2 separate regions of the Homo sapiens genome follow, and region 2 is linked to region 1. Evidence: read pairs that join two places in POLR2A ChIA-PET (ENCODE). Cell type or tissue: HepG2. All regions are shown on one strand.

The links. ChIA-PET counts read pairs that join two places held together with the same protein. Peaks named below come from ENCODE experiments on the same cell type or tissue, not always from the same donor. Only the 100,000 strongest peaks of a DNase experiment are listed, where the experiment ranks them.
Region 2: POLR2A ChIA-PET joins it to region 1 with 6 read pairs; 2 of 35 experiments call an interaction of 5 or more read pairs at or near these places.

The regions. Positions count from the first base shown.
Region 1 is chr16:72,923,317-72,927,316 of GRCh38, reverse strand. The region is part of intron 3 of ZFHX3 (zinc finger homeobox 3); the gene reads left to right. Among named protein-coding and RNA genes, the nearest start is that of ZFHX3, 120 kb to the left of the region's middle. In HepG2, no CTCF peak of the experiment used is centred here; a DNase peak (open chromatin) is centred at 2,166; H3K4me3 peaks cover 696 bases.
Region 2 is chr16:73,230,481-73,234,480 of GRCh38, reverse strand. It overlaps ZFHX3-AS3 (ZFHX3 antisense RNA 3), which reads right to left and starts at 1,700. Exons shown (of 2, transcript XR_007065112.1): 1 at 1,613-1,700. It also overlaps a transcript of ZFHX3 not described here. RefSeq lists an enhancer at 1,099-2,298. In HepG2, no CTCF peak of the experiment used is centred here; a DNase peak (open chromatin) is centred at 1,810; H3K4me3 peaks cover 712 bases; H3K27me3 peaks cover 2,897 bases.

The sequences.
Region 1 (4,000 bases):
GAGAGAAGGAAGACAAGGAGGAAGGATTACTGTGACACAGGGAGAAGACTCATTGGTGTGGGTCTAAACAAATTTAAATAAAAATTTTTTACTACTGTTTAAAAATGGAAATTATTTTATTTTAACCAATGTCTGACCAAGTGAAACTGACCAAGTGAAATTCTCTGACCAAGTGAAGAAGGAGTGGAGACCTGAAGGTTCTGAATGTTCAAATTCTAAAAGTGAAATTCCAGGGAAGAAATATGGAAATAGATTTTTAGAGGTAATTTCAAGTGAGAACAGCTGAGAAGCCCCTATGCTGGGACTCTCCTCCAGCTCATGGTTCCTAACACCCTGTTCTCTGTCTCCTGACCTCTTGATTGGAGACTTTCCTATAAATTTCGTAAACCTGGGGGAGCTGGCTTCTTGGTAATCCTTTGTGTGTAGGATGTCAGTGGTCTAGAGAGAACTAGCCATCTGGAGGTCTGATGGGCTGTGCCCAGAGGAGGTTGGCCAGGATAGACCCAGAGAACGGGCCAGGAGTAGAAACATTGGTCTCTGCTTTGTGTAGGAGAGGCAGGAGCATGTAATCGCCCCTCATCTGAATACAGCAACTGCTGGGCCTGCTGTCTGTGTTGGAATTTGGCTGATTTACAGAAATGTCATGGGATCTTTGATGCCCATGGGTGGTCGGGACCTATCTCCCACGTGCTGAGCAATTCTAGTTTCATGTGCGAATAATGCCCATATTAAAACAATTAGTATCCATACTCCGAAAAGGAAGAAGGAACCCCAATTCATGTTGATCAGAGACACTTCCAGCTCATTTGAGAAAGGACTGGTAACTTCCACAAGGGCCCGAATATGTTTTTCAAAGTGGATTCTGTAATTCATTTTTAAAGAGTTGTAATACACACAAGTGTTTGGAAAGTGGAGTCGCTGTAGCTCTTTCACCTCTTCCATGGATTTATCTGGCTTTTGTTACTTGGGAAGGGGAGCGAGTGGGCGGGCAGGATAGAGTGAGAGTGTGAGAGAGACAGAGACGCAAAAATACACATTGCTTAGGGGAACTGTTTAGTTGGTTACTATGGGCAATTATATTCTAGCATCTAGTTTGAGTTTAGCTATAAGGGCATATGCAAAATAAAATGATAAGACATTAGAATAATCATGACCCATAACAACATTATTCCTTGTTAAGTTTTTAAAGGTTTCAGTTGATAGATGTGTTTCCAAATTAAAAGAAACAGTGACTTCCAAGATAAAAAGGGAGGCCTGTGCTTTTTAAATAGATCACAGAATTTTGTTTGTAACGTGAAAATAGGTCTCAGTTACCTGCTTCCTCTCTATTGTAATAATTATAAGTTAACTCTTGGGAACATGCTTTCGTGCACAAATATAGGGCCCTTTCAAGAAACTGACATGTGTTATATAATGAGTAGTGGGGGACAGGGGAGTAGCAGTCTGTGCCTCTTTGCATTTTCCTCCTGTCTTCAAGAGGACGTAAAAGCTATGGTCACTGCCCACCCTTGGCTGGTGCCCGTTCCAGCCCCTCTGGGCAGTTTGGTCAGGGAAGGAGTAGGCCCGAAGGTGACACTTGGTTTCCCAGCCCTATAAATTAGACAAATTCTGGACTATTGTAGATGATTGTGCGGGTCCATTTGCTTTCATTCATTCCTTTTTCCTCATTGCTTCAAAGTGAAAGGCAACTCAAGATAAGGGAAAGACACGGGACGGGGTTAAGTGGACACAGGTATGGGCTGCCTGTTAGCAAACCTGGGAAATGTGACCATCAGGATCACCTGTCCTTGACCCCACAGCGTGCGTATGCAGCATTGCTGCGGTGGTTGGGGACCATTTAGCCTGACCTGTGACATGCCTGTACCTCCTGAAATTTCCTGGCATTCAGGGGCCTCTAGAATTCTCTTGCCCTTTCCAGAGTTAGGGACCTCAAGGTTCTTTGTGTTGAACTTTGTGTTTAAAAAGTATAAGCTAGCTCAGTGATGGAACCGTTGACAGGGTAAAAGCGCAGTTGACTCACTCTACAGCTGCATTGACGGTGGGCAAGGATTGGTAGGAAGGAAGAAGTGGGCCAGCTTCTGGGAAGTGGGGGAAGAGTGGGCAGCCTCACGACCGATTTCGATAGCACAGCAATGGCTTTGTGTTAACTCCACATTCCAGCTTGCTCCAGCCCCACAGGTTATTTGCACAGCACACAAAGCACAGATTGTACAATGTATCCAGGTATCACTGGCATTGGCAGTTGACCGCAAATATGAATGGGACCTGTGTGTCCCCGTTGTAAGGCCTTCCCAAACCACCCCCGTGACTGCCTGGACAGAGTTCAGACTTGCCAGCTGGGGCGCCGGAGTAAGACCCATCTGCCTTCTCCGTTTTTGGGTCTATAGGTGCGTTTCTGTAAAGGGTAGGAGGAAATGGGACTGAAGTCCCATAGGACAGAAGTGCCCAGAGGAAGAAAACCCAGGAGGTTAGTTTAATAAGAAGAGAAAAAAGGAAGTTAAAGGGAGGCGGGGGCTAAACGAGAGTGAACGAGAAGGGTTTCTGACAATTAACTAATTCTCCTTGCTCTAACCCATGACAGAATTAATCACACATTAACACACTGACAGCAGAATTGATGTCATATGCAAATTAATAGTTCAGGCTTGGCATTCAACAGCCTGTTGGCTTCTTAGGGCTGGTGTCGTAGTTCTGCGCACCCAGCCGCGGCCTCTCTGTGGGCCTGGTACCATCTCACCCTCATTCGGCCTGAGAATATCCAGGGTGACTTTGTCATGGAAGCAGCATCTCATCCCATCTGCTGGCTTGAAACAACTTATGTCAAAACCCATAACCAGTTCCTTCCATGTTGTTTTCACTGTGGACACAAAGGCAGGTGTATAACAGGAGCCTGGGTTGAGGAACCCTTGGGCTGTAGTACTTTCTTACCTCCTCTTGTAGTTTTACAGTCAGTGACCGTCCTTGTAGGAAATCAGAGGCTGTTTTCTTGAACTATTCCTAGGAAGGGCCTGCGGTGTTGCCCCAGAGCTGCCCTGTTTAACAGAGGGAGCTGGGTTGCAGGGAACAAGGAGGGATAGCAGTATAGCGTCATCAAATCTAAAGTCGTTTAAGTTTTAGTTACATAATACAAAGTGAATTGTTTTATGTGGCTTCAAAGAGGTCTAACCTATTGCAACCAACTCTGAAAGACAAAATGTGAGCCTCTCCTTGATGTTAATAAATAAATAACAAGAAGAAAGAACAGTGTGTTTTATAGCATTTTGACTGCTGAACTTGAGTGCCTGGGGCAAGTGCTAGCTAGCCCGTTACAGCCGACGGCTAACCCACTTGTGAATTCGCCATCTGTGATAATTATTATTTTGACATGTAATGAGTAATCGTGTTGTGAACCAGGCATTGTACACAACTTAAAGACGTGGACCTGCCCAGTAGCCGCGTCTTGAACGTGGTAGGACGAGGCAATTCAAAGTAGGATGAAAACAGTCAACTGTGTATGTTGATCGGGAATGAGTATTGGCATTTTCTTAGTGGTGCTGATTTCCTTAGCTTTTTCATTAGCTCCCACTTCATCTACTTCATCTACTACCAAGGAGAGAGACTTGAGATTGATGAGGTCATGACAGAGATCTGGGAAGCGATGTTGTAGGCTGTGGAATGGTCTTAATTCCTGGGTGCTCCTGGTGGTGTCTGTATATGACATGTATAAAACAGGCTCAGAGACGCATCAACTATATCAGTGCCATGGAAATTAGGTCTCTGGGAAATCATTAACCTGAAATTTTGATTTTATAAATAATGTGAGGTGTTTGCCTCTATCAAGGATACAAGGCATATATATTCATAGCGTCTTTTTTTTTTTTTTTTTTCTGGTCTGAGACAGGTCTCACTCTGTCGCCCAGGCTGGAGTGCAGTGGTGTGATCACAGCTCACTGCAGCCTCTGCCTCCTAGGCTCTACAGATCCTCCCACCTCTGCCTCCCGAGTAGCTGGAACTATAGGCA
Region 2 (4,000 bases), 310 kb before region 1:
TCTTCCTTCCCTCCTCATTAATGAATTTCCAGTCTTTCATCAAAAAATAAAAACAAAAAAACAAACACAAAAAAGGATCTGACAGGGGACATAGTTAAGTGGCTGGCGCGCATGGCTGTGCCGGCTTTAGAGAGAGGAGACAGCCATTTACTGATTGTGAGGAGGGGTTGACATCCTTGGTTAGTATGCTAATTTCATCTCCTGCATTTAACATTCAGATCAGGTCTGTATAGGCCCTCCACAGCCACAGAGTCCAGGGATGGGTGACTGTCTGCCTTGCAGCATTGAACATTCTCTGCATGAATTACATAAATACCCAAACATTCCGCCTGTTCTGACTTCGCTCCCTTTCCCTCCCTCTCGGAGAGACACATAGACACGGAGCCACACTCATACAAGCACACATTTGCCACGATACCTTCACACACGCACACACACACACTGCAGACACAGGTCTCTATGAATGCCAAACACATGCGATGGAGGGTGCCCAAGTCATCCACAGCTGGTTTATTTCCTCCTCATTTGGGTCTCCGTGGCTCACTTCTGCAAAATCTATTTCTCCTGCTCAGGAAACTTGGAATGTACTGGGGAGTCCTAAATAAGGAAGCAATGTGAAATTAAAACCTCAATCAGAAAAGAAGGAGGATATCTTAAAAGGGTGACCTTCCAGTCCCAGAAATCCTTAAAGAGCCCCAATTCCACTCATGTGAAAGAGAACCATTTAGCTCAGTTAACTGAACACCCAGAAAGAAAGAAAATCCAGCTCGTTTTATTACTTGAGGTCCCCACTTTGTCATGTGTGTTTGGAACACTGTATTAAAATCACCAAGCCAAAGCTGGGTGACAACAGAAGAGGAATCCCAAACTGGCACCCCCATGGCTGTCCAAATGGCAGACGATCGCCTGGCACGTTTGCCAGAAACCCAACCAATGGAAAACTTAATTTCCTCAACCTCCTTTTTCCAGCGTCTTTCAGTAACCCTGCAGCAGCTTCTGCAGACAAACAGAGAATCAGCAGCTCCTGCTATCAGAAGGTACATTTGAGGGTTGCTTTTAATAAACTGAAGCAGAAGCCTCCCATAAAAAGGAAAGGACACAGGTTGGTTTTTATTGTTTTGGTTTGATCTGTTCTGGTTTTGGGGTTTTCATTTTTTTTCTCAATGTATGACATCACTGTATACCCTGGCATACCGTAGCTCTTTCCTCTGGACTCTGGTGGTCCCTAATTCTGTCCCCTTGTGCTCACACGATATTCCGTCCTTGGCTAAGGAACATCGAGCAATTCCCGTCGGAGCTTCCCACCGGAGCGACGGGTGTTTTCTCCGAGCTGCAGACTTGATTTGCCTCGATTTTTTTTTTTTTTTTTTTTGGCTCTGGTCCAAGATGTTTTCCTGTCATCATTTCACTGTCTTTTCCAGTAATCCCTTTCTTAAACATTGCCAACAATTAGTCGATCTAACTCTACCACCACCACTACCCCCCACCCCCATATCCACGCAAACACACCCTCCACTGAACCCATCACTGTCTCATCTTGCCTTGAAGTATAAGAAATTACAGCTTCTCATTAGCTGGAGAGCACGATTGGAACGGCTCTGTGTTTACTCACTTAGTAAGTGATGCTGGCCTTTTTAATTATTCTCCCTCCGCGTGCCATCAGAGAGCAGCAAGCTGTCCAAGTCACACCGCACGACTGCGCCTCCTCCGCAAGGCAGTTGGAAGTAATCGTGTTTTACCTCACTGCTGCCGCTGTCTTCCTTGCCTGTCAGCAAGCCAAGGAATCCCCCCAAAGCTCTTACGTAGGAGATACCAAAACTGTGAGTCACTTTGCACTCCCAGAGCAAAGTCCATTGCGTCCTGCACGTAACAGCAGACCCAAGATGGGGGTTTCCTCCAAGCCATCGAGATTCCCTGGGACCAGATGTCCAGTCATCGATTCCTTTTTTCTTGCTATTGCTCCCTCTTTCTCTTCCACCCGTGTCCATTCCTTGGTTTTGAGGTGCTTTTCTCTTTTTCTCTTCCCTTCTGTGTTGCCGACAGCCGCAGACCCAGCAAGAGCTGGGTCCCTCTCGCCTTCTGTTATTTTTTTCCCCCGCAGCAGCCTTTGCCTGCTACCTCTGCAAGCTGGATCACCAAAGACACACGACTCACTCACAATGAATAATCAATACGGATATTGATCTGGGGAAAATGTTTGTAAATTCCTGAAAGGGAATCAGGAGCAGGGGCAGGGAGGCTCGTGGAGGACGACACTGCAGTGCTCCACGGCCGGAGGAGGCAGAACCGCATTTGGATCCCAGGTCTCGCTGGCTCCGAGGTGACGGGTACCGGAATGCGTGCGAACCAGGGTGTGCGAGTGTGAGGAGGGGGTCCTGTATTCTCATTTCTCTACAGCTGCTTTCCCCGAAGAATCAAGAGCCAAATGGTCGGGGAGCTCCCGTCAGCGCCATGTCTTGGCTGCGGGCCAGCACTGTTTTGTTTTCATTATCACACGCTACTTTGCAATTTGCATAAATACAGGGTTATTTTTTATCGTGTCGCCCAAAAGATAGAAAAAAAAATAGAAGTCTTTGTTGTGTGCAAGAGGGGCTTGCTGCCTACTCATCGAGGCTAAGGATTTACCTCCAAGGCAGGGCTTTGGAGCCTATGTAGAGAGCTCCAGAAGAAATATGCAAAGAAGTGGTAATCACAGAGAGAAAAGAATACAGGAGACAAAGAATGGAATTTAACGAGAACTGAAGGGCACTCGGCGTGGTGAAACCCAATATTAGGGATACATTTGCTTCTTGGAGAAGTGGCGTAGACTTAGACAAGCAAAGTAGAGATAAGGACCACCAGGATCTAACCTGTGTCCCTGTTAGACACATTTCACGCTCTCAGCTGGAACGAACTATTGATCCCTGGAGGAAAAGGTATGCAGGACAATGAACACGAACTTGCCTTATCACCCCCTCGCTGCTTCCAAAATGTAGAAAGAGTGAGCACAGATAGAGCGTTCCCTCTCAGCTGCTATGCGCTGATGGTTTTCCAGCAGGTGAGAGGTTTTAAACGTGGTCTTTTTCCCTCACTTGCCCTACATCTTGAGCAGTTCAGCTAAGCTCCCTGAATTGCACTTGCCCTAGTATTGAATGGGATTTGCATTGTCCCCTCGGTTCTCTCGTCTTCAGGAAAGTGAACGCAAGAGTGTGTGAAGCTAAACGACAAGATATAGATGGCTTTCTCCTGCAAGCGCCTCTTGGCTTTGGGGATGAGGCCTCAGATTCCTGAAGTCATATCCCACAGTGATGCTGGGCATGCACCTGTGTCCCGGGGAGTGGTACCTCATTTCAGAAAAGCCTTCCAGCTCTCTCAGGCCATTGGATGGTGGTCCCCGCTCCCAGTCTTGGTCTCGGCTCCTTTCATCTCTCCCCATTCACTCCGTTTTTGCAATTTGGTAATACAATCTCTCTGGGCTCACATCACCCTTTCTCCCATTGCCCTATCTGTCTCCTCCTGGCCTGGCGACAGAAGGGCTGTGTCGCCTTTGAGATAGCTATCTAGAGTGAGACCTCCGCATGAGGATTCAATTCCAGCTCCCCCCGCCCTCCTGTCCTGAAAAGAGCTGTCTGCTTTATCAGCCAGCAGCAGCAGCGGCAGCAGGAACACTGATTTTTTTATTCCTTTTCTGGCTTCTGATTAGCTCTAGCAATCCAATTAGCAGAGGAATTTATATCACACGGGCTGAGGTGCCCCTACTCATCACAGTAGCTCAAACCCACTCATAAATTCTGCCAATCTTACATCTGCCTGTGACATGGATTAATTATAGCACCAGGCCTTCCCGAGTAGGTCTACTGATGAAGGTACATGTGAATATCAGAGTTAAGAAGAGGCAAAAAGGGATGACTTTTGTGTATCACCAAGGATGCATAAAGGCTGCCCAGTGAAGTCACTTTTCTCCTCCATTTGCATGGTGTTCTAAAGAGGCCAAATGGGCCAGAATGGGGCACTAGGGAGG